Regions from separate parts of the Mus musculus genome. Here regions 2 and 3 are each linked to region 1. Evidence: chromatin loops called from intact Hi-C (ENCODE). Cell type or tissue: left cerebral cortex. All regions are shown on one strand. Each heading gives the region's core, and the rest is flanking DNA. Links, peaks and the distances in the headings are about the cores only. Region 1 holds the start of Ddx23 (DEAD box helicase 23). Region 2 holds the start of Wnt1 (wingless-type MMTV integration site family, member 1). Region 3 overlaps Ddn (dendrin).

Region 1 (5,305 bases), core at 120-5,119:
ACTAGAGATTTGGGGGGGAAGTGGAAGTTACTGGTGACTTTCACTACAGCTGTAGGGAAAAAAAGGAAAAGGAAAACAAAATAAAGACAGGGGGCTGGGGAGATGGCTCAGCGGTTAAGAGCACTGACTGCTGTTCCAGAGGTCCTGAGTTCAAATCCCAGCAACCACATGGTGGCTCACAATCATCTGTGATGGGATATGATGCTCTCTTCTGGTGTGTCTGAAGAGAGCTATAATGTACTCAATCCACTAAATAAGTAGATTTTAAATAAGAAAAAGAAAGAAAGAAAATAAAGAAGACACTAAGCTTGAATGGCGTTTGTCTGGGACAGAATGAGAACTGTCAATAGAAGCAAAATACACTGTTAGGGGCCCGTGCAAAGGCATGTGACTCTCAACGTCATCTCAACGAGAACATTTGGAGAACTTTAAGCAGAGTATAATACGACCAAAAATTACATTTGAAAAGAATTACTCTGGTGACTTACAAGGAAATATGTAGACTTGGTTTTTGTTTTTTTTTTTTAATTACAGAAAATGCTTAATAGTCTACAAGTGTAATCATAGCACTAGGAAGGTGAAGGCAGTACTGAGCGTCCAAAGACAAAATGGACTAGGCTGCATACTGAATTCAAGGCCAGCTTAAGCTCCAAAAGACCCGGGCTCCAAAAGACCCTGGCCGTGCTTCCCAGTTCTCTGTAGGGCAAAGGCCAATTGTTTTCATTTAATTGTTCATCAAGCGCTACTATATATGCAACATTCAGCTGTAGGCCCCGTGGAAACTACAAAATGAAATTCTGTCCACAGGAAGCAGCAGATGGCACAAGACACGCCAAGATAAGAACGTTCAGGCGAAGAATCCAAAGTTGCCGGTCCTTTCCATTCGTAAAGAGGATATGGAAGGGCCCACAGAGGAAGTGGCTCGTTTTAAAGTACGAGTAGAATTTGAAGATGTGCAACTGTGGGTTAGGGTTAGAACTAATCTCCGGCCGAAGCACTAGTTGGCAACCCCGAGCCGGAAGGCATGGGGTGGGTTCTGGGAGCACATTAGAGTTCCTGTCTGGCCGAAGTAAGGAAACAAGAATTAAGTCAGACTGACGTATAACAAGGGCGATGTCCACGGGCCAAAGTCTAGGCTCATAATACAGTCCTGGAAGTGGCCTGTGCCCTGGGCAGCCAACACTGCTCCCGGGGCCCGCGCCCCTTTCACTCTTGCCCGCCGGAGCTGCCCTGGCTCGTGCCCCTTCCCTGAGGCGTTCTTCCCCTTCCGGGCTGAGGCTACGGCTATCTTCCCGCTCCTCACCCACTCTCCAAACTCGTGGGAGCCGCCTCCACCGCCAAGACTCACCACCCCGCGCCTGAACCGCCTAACGCGGCCTCAACGTCGCCGAACAGTCGCCATCTTTCGCGTTTCCAGATCACGGAGGAGCACCCAGGCCGCGCGGCAAGCCGGGAAAGGGAGTTCCTGGGCCTGCACCACGCGAGCTGACGAATAGGCCCTGAAAACTACCAATCCCAGAATGCACGGCGCGAGGGCCGGCCAGGCCGTAAGGTCTTCTGGGTAATGTGGTTTGCCAAAGGTTCGGTGTTTGTAGGAGAAAGAATTTTCCAAGTGTTGTCTTTCTACTTACAAGGTTCTTCCGCAGCAGTCTTTCTGGAATCTTCTAGTAGGTATTGCAGTTGATTTCAGTCAAAGCTGGCAGCTTTCAGCGAGAAAGTTTATACGGTAACAAATAATTTGCTTTTTTTTTTTTTTTTAAAGATTTATTTATTCATTATATGTAAGTACACTGTAGCTGTCTTCAGACACACCAGGGAGTCAGATCTCATTACGGATGGTTGTGAGCCACCATGTGGTTGCTGGGATTTGAACTCTGGACCTTTGGAAGAGCAGTCGGGTGCTCTTACCCACTGAGCCATCTCGCCAGCCCCCCCCCTTTTTTTTTGAAAAGTGTTTTTTATAAAAATTGTGAGAGAGATTATTGCCTCCGTGGATGAATGGAAGATAATGAACTAAAGATTAGTTCACTGGAGTAGCTTAGTACTTCACAATGAAGGTAGTACAGTTTTCACAGTAGAACTACTCCAGTCACAGGAGTAACCTTGGGGCCCCGGCAGGATGAATGCCTGAACAACCCCAGGGTACCCACTGTCCCCCTACTCCCAATAAATAATAAACTAACATTTCAGAGGTTTCCCTGGAAGGACTTCCCCCTCAAGTATCTTACTATTTATTCAACATTCCTCATGGGACCTTGCTTCCTCGTTTCCCTGGTCTTCAGGAACTGCCCACTTGGGCTACTTGTTATTGTTGATGTCTTCCTTCAGGTTCTCCATACATCAGTCCACCGAATTTTTCTTCTAGTCGTAGACCCACTTCCTTTCTCTTGGGTTCAAACAGTACCGTCAGCACCCGCTGAAACAGAATACAACATTGTGCGAGGTAGGATGGTTGAGATTAACCAGGGTACCCACTGCCTCCTTTTACATTTTCCATCCTCGGGTTTGCTTTAATCCCACATAGTTGTTGGTCTTTCTACTTTAAATTTATTCTATTTTTATCTGCATTGGTGTTTTACCTACATGCATGTCTGTGTGAGGGTGTCAGATCCCCTGGAGCTGAAGTTATAGACAGTTGTGAACTGCCCTATGGATGCCGGGAATATGAACCTGGGTCCTCTGGAAGAAAAACCAGTGCTCTTATCCACGGAGTCATCTATCTCTCTAGCCCCAGGTCTGGTTTTTCACTCTGGGTATTTTTTCAGTTCTCAAACAGGGTCTCAGAATACACCCTAACTAAAAAACTCAGCTACGCTGACAGTGGCTCAATGTCCTATAAGGAGACTTTTGGAGAGCTCTTGTAGCCTCTGATATTGCAAATTCTAGTGCAGGGAGGACTTGGTCAGTCTGAATCTACTGGGTATAATGAACACTAGAGGGCTCTCCACTCTCAGAATTAAACCCTAACACCACCACCCCCCCTTTTAAAGAAAATAAAAAATAAAAAGGAAAGAAAGAATTTTTTTTTTTTTTTGTGGTTTTTCGAGACAGGGTTTCTCTGTATATCCCTGGCTGTACTAGAACTCACTTTGTAGACCAGGCTGGCCTCGAACTCAGAAATCTGCCTGCTTCTGCCTCCCTAGTGCTGGGATCAAAGGCGTGCGCCACCACGCCCGGCAGAAAGAAAATTTTAAAAAAAGAAGAAAAAAATTCACACACAAACCAAAAACTTGACTGACCAAGGATTGGTTGGAACTTTTAAAACCTTCCGTTATTGTTTGACAGTCTTCCAAGTGTCTGGCTCCAGGCTTGACACTTAGGCTAAGGCTTCTTGTGTTAGTCATCATAAAACTATGAACTGCGCATGACCTTAGTGATAAGGAAAGTATAGCTCACTACATCTCCATTCCAAGTCCACAAAGTTGAAGAACAGAAGGGGATCTGAAGCCCAGGGGTTCACTTGATCTCTGAGACCTTACCTTTCCTTATTTCAAAATACTATTCTGTATACACATACACAATTATTGATTATTTAGATTTATTTATTTTGGTTGTATGTGTATGATTTGTTGTTTTTTTTCCTTTTTTTTTTTTGTCTGTATGTATATATGTGAACCATATGGAGTTTCGGACATAAGGAAGCCAGAAGAGGGTGTCAGGTCCCCTGTAACTGGAGTCACAGAGAGTTGTGTGCTGCCATGTGGGTGCTGGGAATCAAACCCAGACCCTCTGGAAGAGCAGCCAGTGCTCATAACTACGGAGCCATCTCTCCAAGTCCTAAATGAACACTTTTTTAAAAGAGTAAATTGAGGGGCCGGGGAGATGGCTCAGCAGTTATGAGCACTGACTGCTCTTCTGAAGGTCCTGAGTTCAAGTCCCAGCATCCACATGGTGGCTCACAACCATCTGTAATGAGATCTGACGCCCTCTTCTGGTGTGTCTGAAGACAGCTACAGTGTACTTACACTTAATAAATAAATAAATCTTTTTTTTTTTTTAAAGAGTAAATTGAGACTCAGAAAGTTGAAAAGGCTTGTCTGAGTTCACAGTGGCCCTCTCCTAGTGCTTTGTCTGAGTTCACAGTGGCCCTCTCCTAGTGCTTTGTCTGAGTTCACAGTGGCCCTCTCCTAGTGCTTTGTCTGAGTTCACAGTGGCCCTCTCCTAGTGCTTTGTCTGAGTTCACAGTGGCCCTCTCCTAGTGCTTTGTCTGAGTTCACAGTGGCACTCTCCTAGTACTTTGTACTTCTCAGGACACAGCTAAGAAAGATACCAATCTGCAAGATTGATTTTGCTTTTCTAGCTCTCTTACAAATTATTCTTGTGACTATTGTTGCTGTGTTTGTGTTGGGTGTTATGTGTATTGTGCGTTCATGTGTATAGGCACAGGCTTGCCACACACATGGAGATCACATGATAACCCACAGTCTCAGTCCTTGGCTGTCTGTCATCTTGTTTCCACCTTCCATCACACTGTGAAGGTGCTGCGATTATGGACATGTAGCAAGGCAGCTTTATGTGGGTTCAGGGATTTGAACTCAGAAACTCATGTGTGCAAGGCAAGCACTTTAACCACTGAGCCACTCTCTAGCCCTCAAGATTATATTTAGTAAGGATCAAGGCCAGTTTCCTATTTAGCAACATGGCTAAAAATAAAGGGTTCGTGTAATATAGTTAACAGTGAGGCTAGGTTTGAATCCTGACTCAGTCACTAGCAGTATGATATTCTGCATATTATATACTATATATAATATAGTATATGCATATATGTGTTAGCATATTATATAACATTATTATATAACATATTATATACTATATGAATTTTATATTATATGTGATCGCATAATACATATACCATATAACATGCATATTATATAGTATATAGTATTTTTTGCATCATTTATAAAACAAAAATAATACTCCTTGCCTTACAGGATGAGCTAGAAAGGCACTTAAAAGTTATATTCTTGATGCATGCCTGTACTACCAGCACTTGTGATGTTAGAAATATCAGCCATTGGTTCAATGTTACCCTTTGCTACATAGTGAGTTCAAGACCAATATAAGCTGCATAAGACCCAGGTGGTGGTTGTGCATACCTTTAATCCCAGCAATGGAGCGGGTGCAGAGGCAGGCAGATCTCTGTGACTTCAAGGCCAATCTGGTCTACAGAGTGAACCAGGGCAGCCAGGGGGAGGTACACAAAGAAACCTTGTCTCCAAAAACCAAGAAAACAAACCAAAACCAAAACAAGACCCAGTCTCAACTCCTACCCTCTCCACAAAATAAACAACAAACAAACAAGAAA
Region 2 (5,267 bases), core at 268-5,267, 130 kb after region 1:
TATTTTATTGTATGTGTGCCTGCATGTGTGTACATGCGTGTGCGCTCATGTGCATGTGCGTATGTGTGTGTGTATGTCTGTGTGTGCATCTGTGTGTGTGTGTGTGTGTGTATTGTATGTGAGCAAGTGTGCAAGCTCATGGAGATCAAAAGACAAGTGTTTAGAATCAGGTCTCTGCTTTCATCACATGGGCCCCAGGGATGAGGCGCAGCTCACCTGGCTTGCCAGCAAACACTTGTTTGTTTGTTTGTTTGGTTGGTTGGTTGGTTGGTTTTTGGTTTTTTCGAGACAGGGTTTCTCTGTATTGCCTGGCAGTCCTGGAACTCACTCTGTAGACCAGGCTGGCCTCGAACTCATAAATCCGCCTGCCTCTGCCTCCCAAGTGCTGGGATTAAAGGCGTGTGCCACCACGCCCAGCTCAGCAAACACTTTCTTTCATCTGCTGGGTCTTCTTTGTTTTGGGGAGGCCTTTCTTTTTTTTTTTTGTTTTGTTTTGTTTTGTTTGCTGTTGTTGTTTTGTTCACACATTAAAAAAAATTAAAGGTTCACTTTGTAGCTTTTTGTTTATGCCCATATGCGTATTCACATTTGTGTGGGAACGTCCTTGGAGAAAGCAGGAGCAGGAGTTACAGACAGTTATAAGCTGCCTGACCTGGGTGCTGGGAAACACCTCAGGTCCTCTGGAAGAGCAGTAAGTCCCCTTAACCAATGAACCATCTATCCGTCCAGCCTACATTTAATTTGTTTTCTTATTTACTTTGTCTGCATGTGCATGTGTGTGCATGGGACACTGGATGCCTGTGGAGGTCAGAGGTCAGTCTTCTCTCCTTCCATCCAGCGACGCTCGGGGACTCATATCCTCAGGCTTGGCAGCAAGTGCTTCCTTGTCCCCTTAGTCAGGGATTCTCCATGTAGCCCTGGCTGCCCTGCAACTCTCAATGTAGACCAGGCTAGCCTCGAACTCACAGAGATCCATCTGCCTCTGCCTTCCAAGTGTTAGGGTTGAAGGCTTGCACCACCACAGGCCTTGCTTTGGGTTTTTGAGAGTGTCTACAGAATGCTGGGAGGTGAGGAATAGCCTTGAACTTCTGATCTTCCTGCCTCCCAAGTGCTGGGGTTACAGTCATGCGCCACCAATTCCTGGCTTTTGCAGTGCTGGTGATCCAAACTAGGGCTTCATGCAAGCGAGGCAAACACGGTATCCCAGTTCCTGGGAATGTGGCTTTAACATGGATTCATTTATTAGCAGGGACCTGGGACCTGAAGACACTGCCTTACCAAGCATCTCCTCTGTGAAATAGAAGAGAGGAGAAATATTAAGATCCTGGGAAGGGGGCGCTTCCCTGTGTGACAGTGGTGCGTGATAACCAGGCTGGCAGTGCCCTCTGCATCCCACATTGGGAACAGCAGCCTGATACTCCAAGGCTGCCATGACCCTGAAGATCACTGGAATCAGGAGGAAAGTAGAATCCACAATGGAAGAGTTAAGGCTCTTGGGTAAGAGTGGGAGAAAATGGGGGTGGGGGGTGGGGACACTGCAGAAACCTGGGAGAAAAAAAATCCAACTAAAATCAGGAAACACATGGAGGCACAAATTTGCTAATCTTTCTTTAAAAAACTGTTTCAGGAGATTTATTTTATGTATGTATGTATGTATGTATGTATGTATGTATGTATGTATGTATACGTGCACCTGTGTGTGCTTGGTGTCAGTGGGGCTCAGACATCACCTGATTCCCTGGAACTGGAGTTACAGGTGGCTATAAGCCACCACTTGGGTGCTGAGAACAGAGTCCGGGGCCTCTGGCAGAGCAGTCAGTGCTTTTAGCCACTGAGCCATCTCTCATTCCCCCCAATTATGTTCATCTTGAGTTGGGCAGGTACGGTGGCGGAATAGGCCTGTAATCCCAGCAGTCACTGGACCATCATGGGTTCTACATATTAAACCTTTATGTTAGGTAGGGTCACACAGCAAGATCCGGTCACAAAACCAGCAACAACAAAACCAAAAGGAGCCAGCTTCTTCCCACAAGCATTCTTTCCCTCAGGTCTTCAGCTCCATCTGACAGCTACTCGGCTGGTGGTCCTATCCTTTCTGAGCCTAGTTGCCAGAGAAACAAGCCCGGTTCATCTTCATGACTAGCACATCTAATGATAAGCACAGGTTGACTCAAGGTGCCATAGGGTGACACTAGGTACCCAGAGCGACAGAATGACACCTATGAGTGCACGTCGTTAATCACAAACACACACACACACACACACACACACACACACACACACTCATGCACCCACCTGCAAACACAATTGCAGCCTTCTGGACGTCTCCTGTCACAGCCCCACCTCCTTCCTGATACACTGCGTTAAGTGGTGACTGTAACAAAATGACTTCATGCTCTCCCTGTCCTGAGCCAAATTACACAATTATTTGGAAAGGGCTCAAAATGTTCTTCGTTAGAAGTTTCTGGATACACCAATACACAGGAGCGTGCACCCTCAGAACACATGTACACTTTGACTTAATCTCACGGGTGACACACCGACGCTTACACTCCCCCTAGCCCACAGAGGCAAACTGCTGGGCGCTTCTGAGTTTCTCACTGCCACCAGCTCGGTTTGCTCAGCCTACCCCTACACCCCACGCCCGGGAATCCCTGACCACAGCTCCACCCATGCTCTGTCTCCTTCTTTTCCTTCTCTGTCCAGCCGTCGGGGTTCCTGGGTGAGGAAGTGTCTCCACGGAGTCGCTGGCTAGAACCACAACTTTCATCCTGCCATTCAGAATAGGGAAGAGAAGAGACCACAGCGTAGGGGGGACAGAGGAGACGGACTTCGAGAGGACAGCCCCACCGGCGCGTGTGGGGGAGGCAATCCAGGCTGCAAACAGGTTGTCCCCAGCGCATTGTCTCCGCGCCCCCTGGCGGATGCTGGTCCCCGACGGGCTCCGGACGCGCAGAAGAGTGAGGCCGGCGCGCGTGGGAGGCCATCCCAAGGGGAGGGGTCGGCGGCCAGTGCAGACCTGGAGGCGGGGGCCACCAGGCAGGGGGCGGGGGTGAGCCCCGACGGTTAGCCTGTCAGCTCTTTGCTCAGACCGGCAAGAGCCACAGCTTCGCTCGCCACTCATTGTCTGTGGCCCTGACCAGTGCGCCCTGGTGCTTTTAGTGCCGCCCGGGCCCGGAGGGGCAGCCTCTTCTCACTGCAGTCAGCGCCGCAACTATAAGAGGCCTATAAGAGGCGGTGCCTCCCGCAGTGGCTGCTTCAGCCCAGCAGCCAGGACAGCGAACCATGCTGCCTGCGGCCCGCCTCCAGACTTATTAGAGCCAGCCTGGGAACTCGCATCACTGCCCTCACCGCTGTGTCCAGTCCCACCGTCGCGGACAGCAACCACAGTCGTCAGAACCGCAGCACAGAACCAGCAAGGCCAGGCAGGCCATGGGGCTCTGGGCGCTGCTGCCCAGCTGGGTTTCTACTACGTTGCTACTGGCACTGACCGCTCTGCCCGCAGCCCTGGCTGCCAACAGTAGTGGCCGATGGTGGTAAGTGAGCTAGTACGGGGTCCGCCACTTGTCCTGGGGCAAAGAGCCAGGCACGGGCCTTACCCAGCTCCCACGCTGTGGGGATCACCAACCTACAGACCCCCCTCGTGCATTGTGACTTCACATCCAGGGTGCTCACACCTAGAACTAGCTCTGCTGAAGTGGGGGCACATCATTGGCATGCAGAAGCCCAGATACACCAGGCTCAGAGACCATTCCCATTTAATACGACCCCGTTTCTGCTGAGCAACAGGTCCCAACCTCGCTGTGGTGGGTGCTCAGGTGTCCCTTAGGTCTTGAACCAAAAAAAAAAAAAAAAAAAAAAAAAAAACCAGATATTAGCTTTGAGGTGAGGGAGTGGAATTCCTAAGTTTTTCAAGGTGGGCAAGGCTGCAGGTGGGGTTTCTCCTCGGGGGCTGACTTGAAGAAAGGAAGAGCTAAGGTAGCCATGCCTTTTCTGTCCACTCACTAGACTCTGGAGCTCAGGGCCAGGCAAGGATAGGGTGGTACAGCCTGTATGGTTAGGATGCAGGTCCCCTCCCCTGGACTGAACCCTTATGCATCCCGCCAGGGGCATCGTGAACATAGCCTCCTCCACGAACCTGTTGACGGATTCCAAGAGTCTGCAGCTGGTGCTCGAGCCCAGTCTGCAGCTGCTGAGCCGCAAGCAGCGGCGACTGATCCGACAGAACCCGGGGATCCTGCACAGCGTGAGTGGAGGGCTCCAGAGCGCTGTGCGAGAGTGCAAATGGCAATTCCGAAACCGCCGCTGGAACTGCCCCACTGCTCCGGGGCCCCACCTCTTCGGCAAGATCGTCAACCGAGGTGGGTGCCCAGGAAAGCGACGCTTCCGGGATTAAGGGAAAAGCAGGGTCATCTCCAGGGCATAGGCGGGCGAAGGCAGGGAAGACATCCCAGGGTTATATGTGATCAAACTGAGAATCGCCTGGTGCCGGCAGTTACCGTAGGTCAGCACCAGATTCTTTCTAGCCTTGCGTTGTGAGCATGATCTTTAACGTTGCTGAGCCACTGGCCCACAGAAAGGGAATTCCGGATCGTGGGCGCTGGGCGACAGCTGTTTTTCCCTAGCCTTCCTCAAAGGTACCTGGGAAGCTGATCTCTGAGGGCTAGCTAGGGTTGTGCTTCGCACCCAGCAAAGTTTGCACTGCCAATACTAGTAGCGATCTTGGCTATGCAGATTTGTTCTACTTGGGAATCTCCCCTTGGAGCTGCTCTGCTAAGGCTCTGGAGTCTCAGTAAAGCTTAGAGAGGAGGGCATTCCATGCTTCGCACACATGACTCCAAGGATGTTGGACTGTAGGGTACCAAGTCTTCCAAACAGGGTGCTGAGTTGGCCCCACGCCTTCTCTCAACTGATGCGGGGTCGCTTCACCCACAGGCTGCCGAGAAACAGCGTTCATCTTCGCAATCACCTCCGCCGGGGTCACACATTCCGTGGCGCGCTCCTGCTCCGAAGGCTCCATCGAGTCCTGCACCTGCGACTACCGGCGGCGCGGCCCTGGGGGCCCCGACTGGCACTGGGGGGGCTGCAGTGACAACATCGATTTTGGTCGCCTCTTTGGCCGAGAGTTCGTGGACTCCGGGGAGAAGGGGCGGGACCTACGCTTCCTCATGAACCTTCACAACAACGAGGCAGGGCGAACGGTACGTCGGTGTGTCCGGAACCAATGGCAGGGGAGATGTAAGACAGGTGCACGGGGACAGAGGCAC
Region 3 (5,305 bases), core at 256-5,255, 140 kb after region 1:
GATGTGGATAGATCAGTAAGTGCATAGGTAGGATGCATGGATAGATGCATGCATAGGAAGGATAGATAGGTGAGTGGGTGGATGGGTGGATGGATGGAAGGATGACTGGATGGGTGGATGGGTGATGATTGGATGGATAATTGGGTGGATTGATGGGTGGGTGGATGGATGGATGGATGGATGATTGGATGGTTAATTGGGTGGATTGATGGGTGGGTGGATGGATGGACTGATGGAGCATTTATCCACAGATGACTTGTATATCCTAGTTAATACAAGGAGATTCAAAGAAGGGAGCCTACCCCCATGGCATGCCATGAAGAGGCAGGAACACCCCTAGTTTAAATTTTTCTCTCTATGTGCACCCTTGAAGACTTGTCTCCCAGAGGCATTTGTGGCTATATCCCATTCCCTATGAGTCCAAGTCAAGGAGGTGTCCTCCTCCCACTTCTTTCCATAAAATATGGAAGAGTTCACAAATTTGAATGTTGGCCTTGCAGAGGCACTGCGCTAATCTCCTCTCAGCTGCTCCAAATTTAGTGTAAAAGTGATCTCCCCAAAGGTAGAAGGTGTGCCCGAGTCTCCTCGATGTCCCTGGAACACATGGTTAGTGGGCAAGTGGACAACTGAGTAATTACTGAGAGAATACTACCCTGTCCTCAACGAACACTCTGTGCACACATCCCAGGACCCTGCATTGAGCGGCTCTCCTCTCTTGCAAACACATCCACATTACTGATCTCTGTTTTGTTTTGTTGTTTTTTGGTTTTTCTGAGACAGGTTTCTCTGTATAGCTCTGGCTGTCCTGGAACTCACTTTGTAGACCACGCTGGCCTCGAACTCAGAAATCTGCCTGCCTCTGCCTCCCAAGTGCTGGGATTAAAGGCTGTGCCACCACTGTGCTCACTGATCTCTTTGATGTCCCAGTTATAGCTCTTGGGTTCCCCACCCATTTGTAGGGGGACCCAGGACACCTCAGAGCTCTCCCAAGTCTAAAAAGGGCAGGGTTCCTGGCTCCCTTAATGCCTTATCAAGCACAACAGAACTCAGGGGCAGAAAATGTTCCCAGGAAGAACTTAGCTGTGGGGAGAGTCATGGGGTCCCCTGCTAACCTAAGATGTGTTGCCCCCAAAAGAGTAGCCCTCCAGGACCTGCTGTCTTTTCTCCTGATCAAGGGGGCAGTTCCAGGGTGGGGGTGGTTGTGCCCTCCTTCAGAAGGCTGGGTAGCTGGCAGACACAGCTAGATTTAGAAGTCATTTTCACAGCAGGGAGTCGCTAACCTGCCACCCACAGGGCCCCATGGGGCCTAAGATACTACTTACCAGGGTCTGGCCCTGAAACCTGCAGACACTCCTCTCCTTCTCTCCCAGAACTTTGGCAGCTGGCTCCGACTCTATCCTTGGCAAGCTCTGGAAGAAGGCACGTGTTGCCCTGACACCCTAAATACCCAAATGTTCCCCCACACAAAATGGGTGGTTGTTACCTAACCTAGGATATGCCTTTTTCAATGCTGGGGACCAAACTCAGGACTGTGTACATTCTAGCCACACATGCATACTACCATTGAGCCACCACCACAACCCGGTTCCAAAGGGACTTCTTTTTTTTTTTTGGAGACAGAATCTTGCTGGGCTGAACTGGGATAGGCTGGAAGTTGCTGTGTAAACCAGGCTGGGCTCAAACTCATGACCATTCTCCTGACTCCAGTTTTCAAGAAAGTGCGCCATGCCTGGCTTCCTTCTCTCTCTCTCTCTCTCTCTATCTATCTATCTATCTATCTATCTATATATATATATATATATGTTTTATTTTGCCTGGATGGCATGCAGCTCATTATGTAGACCAGGCTGGCCTTGAACACCCAGAGACCCACCAGCCTCTGCCTTCTGAGTGCTGAGATTAATGATGGAGAGTGCCACCAATGGAGAGTGCCACCAACCGGGCTTCTTTCCCTAATTTTTATCTACAAGTCACCTCCTCTGTGAACTCTCCCTGGATTTTCTAAAACTAGGATCTCCCTTGATTGACTCTTCCTAGAACTTAACACAACCGTCCTCACTGTCAGACAGGCCTTGCCATTTCTGCCCTTGAGCCCAGCCCAGAGTCTAGTTCCTAGGAAGTGTTCAGTAAATGCTAGGTTTCGCTTGGCAGCAGAAAGGACTGCATTGGACGTGGTAAGACCTTTGGTATCTTTGATCTTTGCCCAGGGTGACCCGGCTTCCTTGGCCTCATCCACCAAGAGCAACAGGAAATGTGTAGGTTTCAGACAGGATCGCAGGTGAATGAATATTCCTGCTGAGCTCCGACCAGTGAACGCCCCTAGAGTTGGGAAACCCGAGTAGGAGACCCTTATCTGCTGAATAGAAGCCAGCTGTGGCTGTGGTCTGGGAGCCCTGCCCCCTCTGCGTCCTGCCTTTGGGTCTCTCTGGGTGTGATGTCAAGCTAATTGGAGGCTAAAAGCCTGAGTGGTTTGAGAGCGGTCTAAGGAGTTGCGGGAGTTAGGGTTAACGGGAGTAGGGACAGAGGGATGGGTCACCAGACCTGGTGACTGAGTCTGGGCGAAGCCCCCGCTCCTGCCCAGCCGATGGCTAAATTTACCTAGACTGACTCAGCCCTTGCCCGGAATGAGGGGTGGGGGGGAGTGCACCAGGGCAGAGGGAAGAGCCGGCAGGGGTGCGGCGGGGGGCAAGGAAGGGAGAGTCCCAGCCAGGGAACAGGGTGGACTAGAAGTTTCCACCAGAGAGGAGTCCTCCTCCCCCTCACAATGAGCGGGAAGAAGTCAAGAAGGACTGAGGGAGGGACACAGTGGGGGATAGGTCAGAGAAAGAGAGACTCCAGAGCTGCATAAAGGGGCGAGTAGATTTATTGGGCGCCTGCTATGTGCCAGGCACTGTGCAAGACGCCTTATATACATTACCTCATTAAATCCTCACAACAACCCTGCGAGGTAGGTGTTTATAAACCCCCATTTGACAGATGAGGAAACTGAGGCTCAGGGAGGTGAAGTGATTTGGCCAAGGTCACATGGCTAATAAATGGCAGACACAGAGGAAGTGCCCAGGGTTGGAAAGAAAGAAAAGAAAAAGAAAAAAGAAGAAGAAGAAGAAGAAAGGCTTAAATGTCAGTCTCAAACCGGTTGGCGTGGATTAATACAAAGAAGGGCTCGGCGCGCCCCAGAAGTCTGGGAGGCCGGAGGCCTGCTCCCGGCCCCGCGCGCGGTTTGGAGGTGTCAAGGCAGGAAACCGGCGCCGGTAACTAGGGATCCAGATAACTGGCAGTGCTGGTGTAGGGGCACTCGAGCACCAGCAACCGGGGGAATCCGCGACCTGCGCGCGCCCCGTAGTGGCTACAGCGAGTATCACACCCCGCACCGTCTGCTGAAAAATCCACCTTCCTCCTTGCCTGGCTGTTTTCCTTGGAGAGACACAGAAATTGTCAAGGTCCTATCCGGTGGGCGATACCGTCTGCGTGGAAAATCCCGGTAACACTTCAGAGCGTCACTAAGGACACGGAGATGGAGGAGAAGGGGAAGGCCTAAAAGTGTCCCAAGCTGATTCATTGGCTACCTTCCCTCTCCAGCTTGGGCCACAGCAGGCTAGAGGCAGTGAGAGGGCCATGATCCTGCTCGGCTGTGGGAGCACTCACCTAAACTGGGAAAATTGGAATAGAAGCCCTTTGTCCGTTTAAATCTGAAGACCTTGACAGTCTTCCGAACTGAGGATGACCGAAGTGGGTAAGAACCCTCAGATTCTCTCTACTCGCTTATTCACAAAATCCTAGGGACAAAAGAATGGGAGGCAGAAAGCGCTCATTTTACATTTACAGAAGTCCGGGATGCCCGGGCGCAAAAATAGTTACTCTGAGGTCCACCAGCTAGGTCAGTGGCAGAGTTGGAATTGAAACTTGAGTTGTAACATCAAAGAGAGCCCTCTCGCCAGGTTGCTGGTTGTGTGTATGCATTCATTTCTTCTCTGCCCAAAGTTCCTCTGTCTCCTCCACTCAGTCACTAGGTTCAAGGCCTCTCCATTACTTTTTCTCTCCTGTCAGGGACCCTGCCCTGCCCATCGCAGGCACCATCCCTGCCCCTTCTCTTTCTCTGTCGGAACAGTTCCACACCGAATGTAGCAGGTGTGGATGGCCCACCCACACTTTCCCTGAAACTAACCCTTGAGTTGGCAGACGCTACCTTCCCTGGTTCCTCCTCTCTCCTCTGTTTCAAGTGTGGGAACAGGTATAGGTGGGAAAGAAGAAAAGGAAGCAAACGAAGCCTGGAGAGAGAGAAGGAGCAGGTGAGCCCAGGGTGGATGGGCTGAGCGACACGAGAACAAAGAGGGGCATCGCTCACTCCCTCTCTCTATTTCCCTGTGGCGTTTTCCTGGTGTCCTCTCGGATGAAGCCTTCCTCGGTTTGACTGATGACATCCACAATCTCCCGGATACTGTCGCTCAGCCCTGCTGTCTTCCCGCCTTCCCTGGGCCGGGTGTTCCCAAGCGCAGGCAGGGTCCTCTCATTCCGCCAGGAGGCGCCTGGGGCGTCTGTGTCGCTTCCATCAGAGGAGCCGCTATGGACGCTGAGATCCTCCGCTTCGTCTGAGTCCGAATCTGGGGCGGTGTGGCGGCGGATGCGGGACACGGCTTCTCGCAACGCCCCGGCGTAGGGCCCTGGAGTCCGCGCCCAGCCCCCGCCCGCGCGCCGCGGGACACCAGCCGCTTCTGAGCCCTTCAAGCTGCCGGCGCATACCGGAGCCGCTGGGCCTAAGGTCGGGTGCTCTTGGCTACCTGGCTGCGTGGGGGCGTCTCGCGGGTTCACTTCTCCGACAGGGAACCCCAAACCGCTGGAGGAGCGCTCCTCCAATGAAGAATCCCCCTGCTGTCCGACCTCGGCCTCGCACTCGCGACCCTCGCTCGGTTGGTTTAAGACTCGACTGCTCAACAGTCGCTTTTGGCAAACTGAAGGGTTGGCAGCGGCCCCCTCGCCCTCCTCCTCGTGACAGGGCTTGGGTTGACTAAGGCTGTCGCTCACACTGCACGACTCCCCAGAGGGCACGAGCTGACCCTGCTGGGTTCGAGGGGTCGGAACGTACTGGGACTTTATCACCACGCATGTGGCGTCAATGACAAAGATGCCTTCTCTACCAGCGGGACCTCGGGAAATGCGGGGCAGGGTGTGGGCACGGCGGGTCACCTTCCAAACTTCCAGGGTCTCATGTTCTGCCCCCTCTCTTTGACCCAGGGACTCTTTCCACCCGGTGCCTCCAGGAGCCCAGGGTCTAGGGAGCGTCTGGCTGTGCCTAACTGGAGGCTTT

Evidence for each region. A loop is a pair of places that touch in the nucleus more often than their neighbours do. Peaks named below come from ENCODE experiments on the same cell type or tissue, not always from the same donor. Only the 100,000 strongest peaks of a DNase experiment are listed, where the experiment ranks them.
Region 2: a loop joins it to region 1, with 3 times the contacts of the local background. A loop is called at or near these places in 12 of 42 quality-filtered maps.
Region 3: a loop joins it to region 1, with 3 times the contacts of the local background. A loop is called at or near these places in 17 of 42 quality-filtered maps.

Annotation. Positions count from the first base shown.
Region 1 is chr15:98,661,475-98,666,779 of GRCm38, forward strand. It overlaps Ddx23 (DEAD box helicase 23), which reads right to left and starts at 1,415. Exons shown (of 17, transcript NM_001080981.1): 1 at 1,349-1,415. In left cerebral cortex, for the core only: CTCF peaks have their summits at 2,921 (motif pointing right) and 3,930 (motif pointing left); DNase peaks (open chromatin) are centred at 1,492 and 2,872; H3K4me3 peaks cover 1,365 bases; H3K27ac peaks cover 988 bases.
Region 2 is chr15:98,786,757-98,792,023 of GRCm38, forward strand. Wnt1 (wingless-type MMTV integration site family, member 1) reads left to right here and starts at 3,101. Exons shown (of 4, transcript NM_021279.4): 1 at 3,101-3,536; 2 at 4,108-4,361; 3 at 4,936-5,201. The coding sequence starts at 3,433. In left cerebral cortex, for the core only: CTCF peaks have their summits at 1,380 and 2,927 (motif pointing left); no DNase peak of the experiment used is centred there.
Region 3 is chr15:98,800,936-98,806,240 of GRCm38, forward strand. It overlaps Ddn (dendrin), which reads right to left. Exons shown (of 2, transcript NM_001013741.1): 2 at 2,847-5,305. The coding sequence ends at 4,342. Among named protein-coding and RNA genes, the nearest start is that of B130046B21Rik, 2.7 kb to the right of the region's middle. In left cerebral cortex, for the core only: CTCF peaks have their summits at 3,351 and 4,506; DNase peaks (open chromatin) are centred at 1,365, 3,351, 4,179, 4,553 and 1 more place; H3K4me3 peaks cover 1,753 bases; H3K27ac peaks cover 1,896 bases.